Linked DNA regions of Homo sapiens: region 1 is linked to region 2. The links are chromatin contacts, found by Hi-C or POLR2A ChIA-PET in ENCODE. All regions are on one chromosome and are shown on one strand. Each heading gives the region's core, a stretch centred on a gene start or an enhancer-like site at or near the end of the contact. The rest is flanking DNA. Distances are from core to core; before and after follow the strand shown.

Evidence for each region. Hi-C counts contacts between places; a loop is a spot of excess contacts on that map. ChIA-PET counts read pairs that join two places held with the same protein, here RNA polymerase II (POLR2A). Pooled maps may share reads with other maps.
Region 1: a loop to region 2 is called in a pooled map, with 2.1 times the contacts of the local background. The contact joins two enhancer-like sites. A Hi-C loop is called at or near these places in 1 of 168 maps with a recorded cell type or tissue (Caco-2) and 1 of 50 pooled maps. POLR2A ChIA-PET finds 5 or more read pairs at or near these places in 3 of 52 experiments (AG04450, HEK293 and PC-3).

The regions. Positions count from the first base shown.
Region 1 is chr7:42,106,249-42,108,948 of GRCh38, reverse strand. All of the region lies in intron 3 of GLI3 (GLI family zinc finger 3), which reads left to right. Among named protein-coding and RNA genes, the nearest start is that of GLI3, 130 kb to the left of the region's middle. Within about 2 kb of position 1,353, at least 4 of the 41 ENCODE cell types and tissues checked have a DNase peak (open chromatin) inside an H3K27ac peak, as active enhancers do.
Region 2 is chr7:41,955,639-41,958,423 of GRCh38, reverse strand. No RefSeq gene overlaps it. Among named protein-coding and RNA genes, the nearest start is that of INHBA, 250 kb to the right of the region's middle. Within about 2 kb of position 1,527, at least 4 of the 41 ENCODE cell types and tissues checked have a DNase peak (open chromatin) inside an H3K27ac peak, as active enhancers do.

The DNA of each region.
Region 1 (2,700 bases), core at 104-2,603, 150 kb before region 2:
AGAGACAGGGGTGGGAGGGTGTTTCAGGTTAGGCTGGATGACTGCTGGTGGAGGGTGGGATGGGGACGTCGTGCAAAGGATTCTTGCAAGGGATGGTTGCAATAGATAAATAGATAATTTAAAAAGATGCCTTCCAGCTCTGAAATCCCATGGTTTTATTATGCTAAGGTAAGCCATTTTAGGGCAGCTTCACTCTTTTCCTTTCCCTTTCTCTTTCTTTTTCCCTCTGTAATTGTGGAATCTATTTGTGTGTGTGGCTTATGCTAAAGAAGTCTTAATCATGTATTATTTCCTATCCTCTTACTTTGAAATGGTCAGACTTCTAGCTGAGTTGTGTTTGGGCACTGTAGAGGGAGGCAGGGTGTCTGTGTACAGTTGTGCTGGGTGTTTACTGCACAAAGGACAGAAATAAGGGGCTAAACTTGAACACATACTCTGCTCACCAAGCTACCCAGAGGAAGAGTCTATCTTTCCAGTTTGCGGAAAGCGCCATCAGCTCACCAAGCTGAGTGCCAGAGGGGCTAGGTCTCCCCAGAAGAGGCATAGTTTTCTAATCTGTTAGATTAGAGGTTTCTAGTCTAATCTGAAGATGCTGGTCATGACTCTAGAGGGAGGCATAACATATCATTTTTAATTTATCAGGATTGACAAAGTTAAGTCTAGACACATCTGTGAATTCCGTGGTGGGCTGTACAAACACAGTGCTAACTATTGCTACTAACGGTGCAAAGTTCCATTAAGCATCCACGTATTTCTGCGGACTCACCAAGCATTCAGGTCCTTGGAAGCATCTGGAGGATTTGCTCAAGTTTTCACTTTTCATCTGGATATTTGACATTGTGTGCACACAGCTCTGTGCATTCTCCTTCTAGCCCAGGAGATTCCTTTTGACTCTTCCATTCACCCTCAATCCTCAGGGGCAATAAATTTGGTTGAAAAGCAGTTGAGGATTTATGAATGTGAGGCACATAAAACCCCTTTGGATTCTCAGACTTACACTAAACAAACTTGTGAGTGTGCCAGTGAAGAGGAAAAAGTTTAAAAAATCCAGCACGCCACCGGCAAGGTTGGTTATTTTTTAAAACAACAACAACAGTAAACAAAATGGAAACAAAACACAGGTCGCGTTGCTGATAGCAGGCAGCAGTTCTTTGAGCAGGCGTGAAGAGATGCAGAGATTGCTGTGCATTTGTGAAGTGTCCCCAGAGACAGATTCCTTAAGCCTTTCTCCACCCTCTGGCCTTGTCACTGTTCCTCCCTCCTCTGGAATGTGGAGGAAATACTCCCCACCCATCCATTCACAAAAACCCTGGAAGAGAGCCACCTTCCCTCCACTTTTCTCATCTGCCAGCTCCTGCTCTGTTCTCTGGCCCCTCTGCATCGCCTGCCCTCAGTGCCATTCTCAGTCAGCAAGGGCAGAACTCTCGCTGTCCCCTGCCTTCAGTGTCAGCCCTGTGACTGTTGTCCTGCGACCTGTTTCTTATGCCCAAATACCCTCAGTCGCCTGAGTTGAATACACTCCGTGCTTCTGTGCAAGTTCATGAGTTGGTGCCATTTCTTTTTAGCTACCCTGATGCTTTTGTGTTTCTGTTTTTTGTTTGTTTGTTTGTTTGTTTTCCCTTTGAGACAGGGTCACTGTCGCCCAGGCTGGAGTGCAGCGGTGTGATCTCGGCTCACGCAGCCCCGACCTCCCGGGCTCAAGGGGTCCTTCCACTTCAGCCTCCTGAGTAGCTGGGACTACAGACTTGCACCTTCACACCTGGCTAATTATTTTATTTTATTTTATTTTATTTTGAGCAGAGACAGGGTCTTGCTGTGTTGCCCAGGCTGGTCTCAAACTCCTGGGCTCAAGCAGTTTGCCAGCCTCGGCCTCCCAAAATGCGAGGATTACAGGTGTGAGCCGCCACACCTGACACAATTTTGTGTTCCATTTCTCTCTTTGGAAATCTTCACAGTCTTTAATTACTACAAATCAGTAGTTCCCACATTGTTGGCAGTAAGAAATGGAAAAAATATCCGCCCTCCCCACCGCCCCCTCCCCTCCAAAAAAATACTGTGGGGCAGATACCAACATAGGGATACCAGATATTTGTCCAAATATGGGCATGGCAGGGCTGGGGTAAGTTGGGACACTGGAAAATAGCAAACAATTCCCAGAGCATTCTCTGCTGTCATTACCATTTCACAACACAAAGGCTGTTTTCACACCACGAAGTAGGAAGAACAGATTATTGAGCAGAGGACATTCTTTGAAAATGAGTAACTTTAGCTGTGTGAAACATTCATCACTTCAATCCTTCTTGTTCTCATTTTGTGTCTATTTATTCCATATAATTATAGATTTCCAACCAGTATGTAGAGGCCACTGCTGCAAATGATTCTAAAAGAAGGAGCTCTTCTGTCCAGCAGCAAAACAAATACAGAGCCCACCAGGGAGGCCCACCTTACCTGGGCAGGAAGCTACCAGATGCCTTGGCAGGAGCCCGTCCTTGCTCATGTGGCCATAAGATCTGTTGTGACTAGGGTTCCTATTGCAGCTGGAGGGACACAGAGATTAGGAGCACCTTGCAGCCTAGATTTCTGCAGGAGCAAGAGGGGTGGGCATTGGACCCTGAGGCCTTAGGCTGGGGACAGCACAGTTCTGAGGGCCAGGTGCTGAGTGGGTGTCTGTGAGCATGCTCAGCCTCTGGGCTGTGCTCT
Region 2 (2,785 bases), core at 278-2,777:
GAAGTATTTTTCAGTGGCGTGGTTGGGAAGAGAAACTAGAACACAACAGATGAGAATTAAGTGGCACATGAGAAAAGGGGAATGCAGTGGCCTCTTTTAAGCCACATACTGCATTTCACCCCCTCTGAGACGCCTTCCACAGTAAGACACATGGTACTCCATGTTCCCACTAAGAAAGAACACGCACTGTCCATTAAACTATGACATGGTGCTTTTCATCCTCTAACAGGCAAGCTCCAATTTTAGTAGTTACCAAATTGGAAAAAAAAAATGCATACCTTGGAGAGTATGAAAGACATTATTTCCCAAGGAAAGGAAAGAGATAGTGGATCAAGAAGGGGTGGAGAGTAGGAAAGGTTGAACTTTTCTTGTAACTGTTCCTCTTTCTTCCTCTCTCTCTCCTCCTCCATGCAAGAGGCTTGGCTGTGCTACTTGGCCAATAGGAAAGAGGCAGCAGCATGGACAAGGTAGATGTTCTAGTGAACAGAGCCGGCATGGCAACTCCCTTGACCCATGAGATAGATACCTGTCCTGAGTGATGAGGCAAAGGGTAAGGACCAGGGGAAGCTCCGATTGATGTGCTGGAATGGCCATAGGTCAAGCAACCCAGAGAATGCAAAGGTGACTTAGACCTGTGAAGACAAGACCATCTGGCAATGTGTCAGGAAGGCCGCTGAGCCTGACCTGGGCCTCTGAACTGAATGGGGAGTGAAGAAGCGGTTGGAAGGTAGAGCAGGAAGCATGAAGTACCCCGTGAATCAGCCCGAGGATCATGCTTCACTGCCCACTGCTGAGTTCCTCCAGGACCTGGGTTGAATAGACTGGGGGCAAGCCTCAGGGGTGGTGGGGGGAGATTATTTTGATCTTTTCAGGAAAAATAATTCTGTAAAACACCCTTTGGCAATGACAGGAGTGGCATGCAAGGAGGGTGCTGGAGAAGGACTGGAGGTGGTTGGGGTGCCCTCGGACTCTCATGGGGCCCACAGCTGCCCTGCTGCTGGGTTCCTCAAGCGGCCAGACCCCCCTCCCATTCTGCAAGTTCCTCCTCCCTCCCTGCAGGAAGAAAGCAGGAGAGTGGGCAAGGGAGGGGCTGCAGAGGTCAGGAATGATGCACTCTTCCCTCAGCTTCCTCCCAGCCCCCAGGAGGCCGGTTCCAGCCTGACCCCTGCAAAGGAAGACCGTGACCACAGAGGTGGGATGCTGGGGAGAACTGGGGCCAAGAAGCAGGACTTGCCATCACCAGCTCTTCACCAAGTAAGGAGGGAACTGTATGTGGAATTCCCCGTGAGCAGGGCATGGACCTAGTTTTTTTCCTTTCACTCTACAGGAATATTGTAATGAAGTACCAGGTTAATTTCCTCACAGGTACCTCGACTTCCCACCCTGCCGCGGCTCTGTGGGGCTCAGCTCACACTTCCCTCTTGCTCCTGGTTTCCCTTCTCCTACTTGAGACTTCCCAGCCTGTGGCTGAGAAGTGGCCTGGCAAGTCTGCTAACCCGACTAGAAGGAGCACTGCAGTGCCGAAGAGCTGGCCAGCCTCACCCTGGGGCCCTCCGTTTGGAACCGAGGCTTGCTGTTAACTTCAGGAAGCATTTAGCATGCCTGGATAGGAGAATGTGCATGGATGGATTGGCTTTGCTCTCTTCCTGCGCCGCTTCGGCCTTTGTCCTCCTACCCCATCTAAAGAAAGACCCTCTAGTCACTCCAATTGGAAGAAGCTAAAACCTGATCACATCCCTACCTTTGAAAAAGATCCAGTTTTAGAATGCATGCTTCTACGCCAGCGGTAGAAGGGACATCTCAGCAGTTACCTCCCTTCTGTATGCCTGTTCCTGAACTATTGAAATAAAAACTCCAAATACGCATTTGGTCATACGTGGGACATGGTGCAACCGTCCTGGGGCTCTGCTCATGCCCTGACTGATGGCTGGAGAGCATATGCAAGGTTTACCTTATCTGAGGTCATCATGGAGCAGATACAGGAAGAGGACTAAGCACTCTTCTCCTACTTTGCTTCCCTACACGCAAAAACCTCTGCTCCTGGAAGGGTCCCTAAGAAAAGATGGGGAAAGAAAAAGCGCTCGCCCCCTCCCTGTGAACAGCCCAACCCACTTTGAATCCTGCAGTGCCTCCAGATGAGTGTTCTTCCCCTGCAGCTGGAAAGCCTCCTGTGCTCAGAAATTCCAGGGTCCCGACATGATCCATGCTCAGAAGTTGGGCTGCAGCTCCTCGGAGCTGGCAGGCACAAGCCTCCAGCCCTTCAGGGCTTGCAAGAGCCAAACGCGCTGCGGAGGTGTGATTCACTGAGTTCCCAGAGGAAAGGGAGGCAGCCAGCTGGCAGGGGATTACTGAACAGCCAGGCCAAGGCATTCCGTTGCTGTTTGGAGACAAGCAGCCAGCTACCTCCCTTCTCTTCCTCCCCCGCTGAGGCGCAGAGCTGGAGACAGGCCAGGGCCCTGGGGGAAGAAGAAAAGGAACTGAGCTGCCTCACTTACTACCAAGATAAGAAGGCTGTGGCTGCTATCCCCAGTGAGCCAAGACAAGAAATGCTTACATTTTCATTTGAAGATGATTCTGACGCCCCCAAATATTTATCCAAAATATACCTAGATGCATTGCCCAGAGAGAATTTTTTATTAAGCGGCAAACTGGGTAGGCAAGAAAAATTGTATTGGCTGAAGAACAAACAAAAAAGCCCAGTGTGTATGTCATAGCTCAAGGATTGGCTATATTCTCCTAAATAAGAGACTTCTTTCTCTCATGCCTTGGATATCTCAGGCTCTCT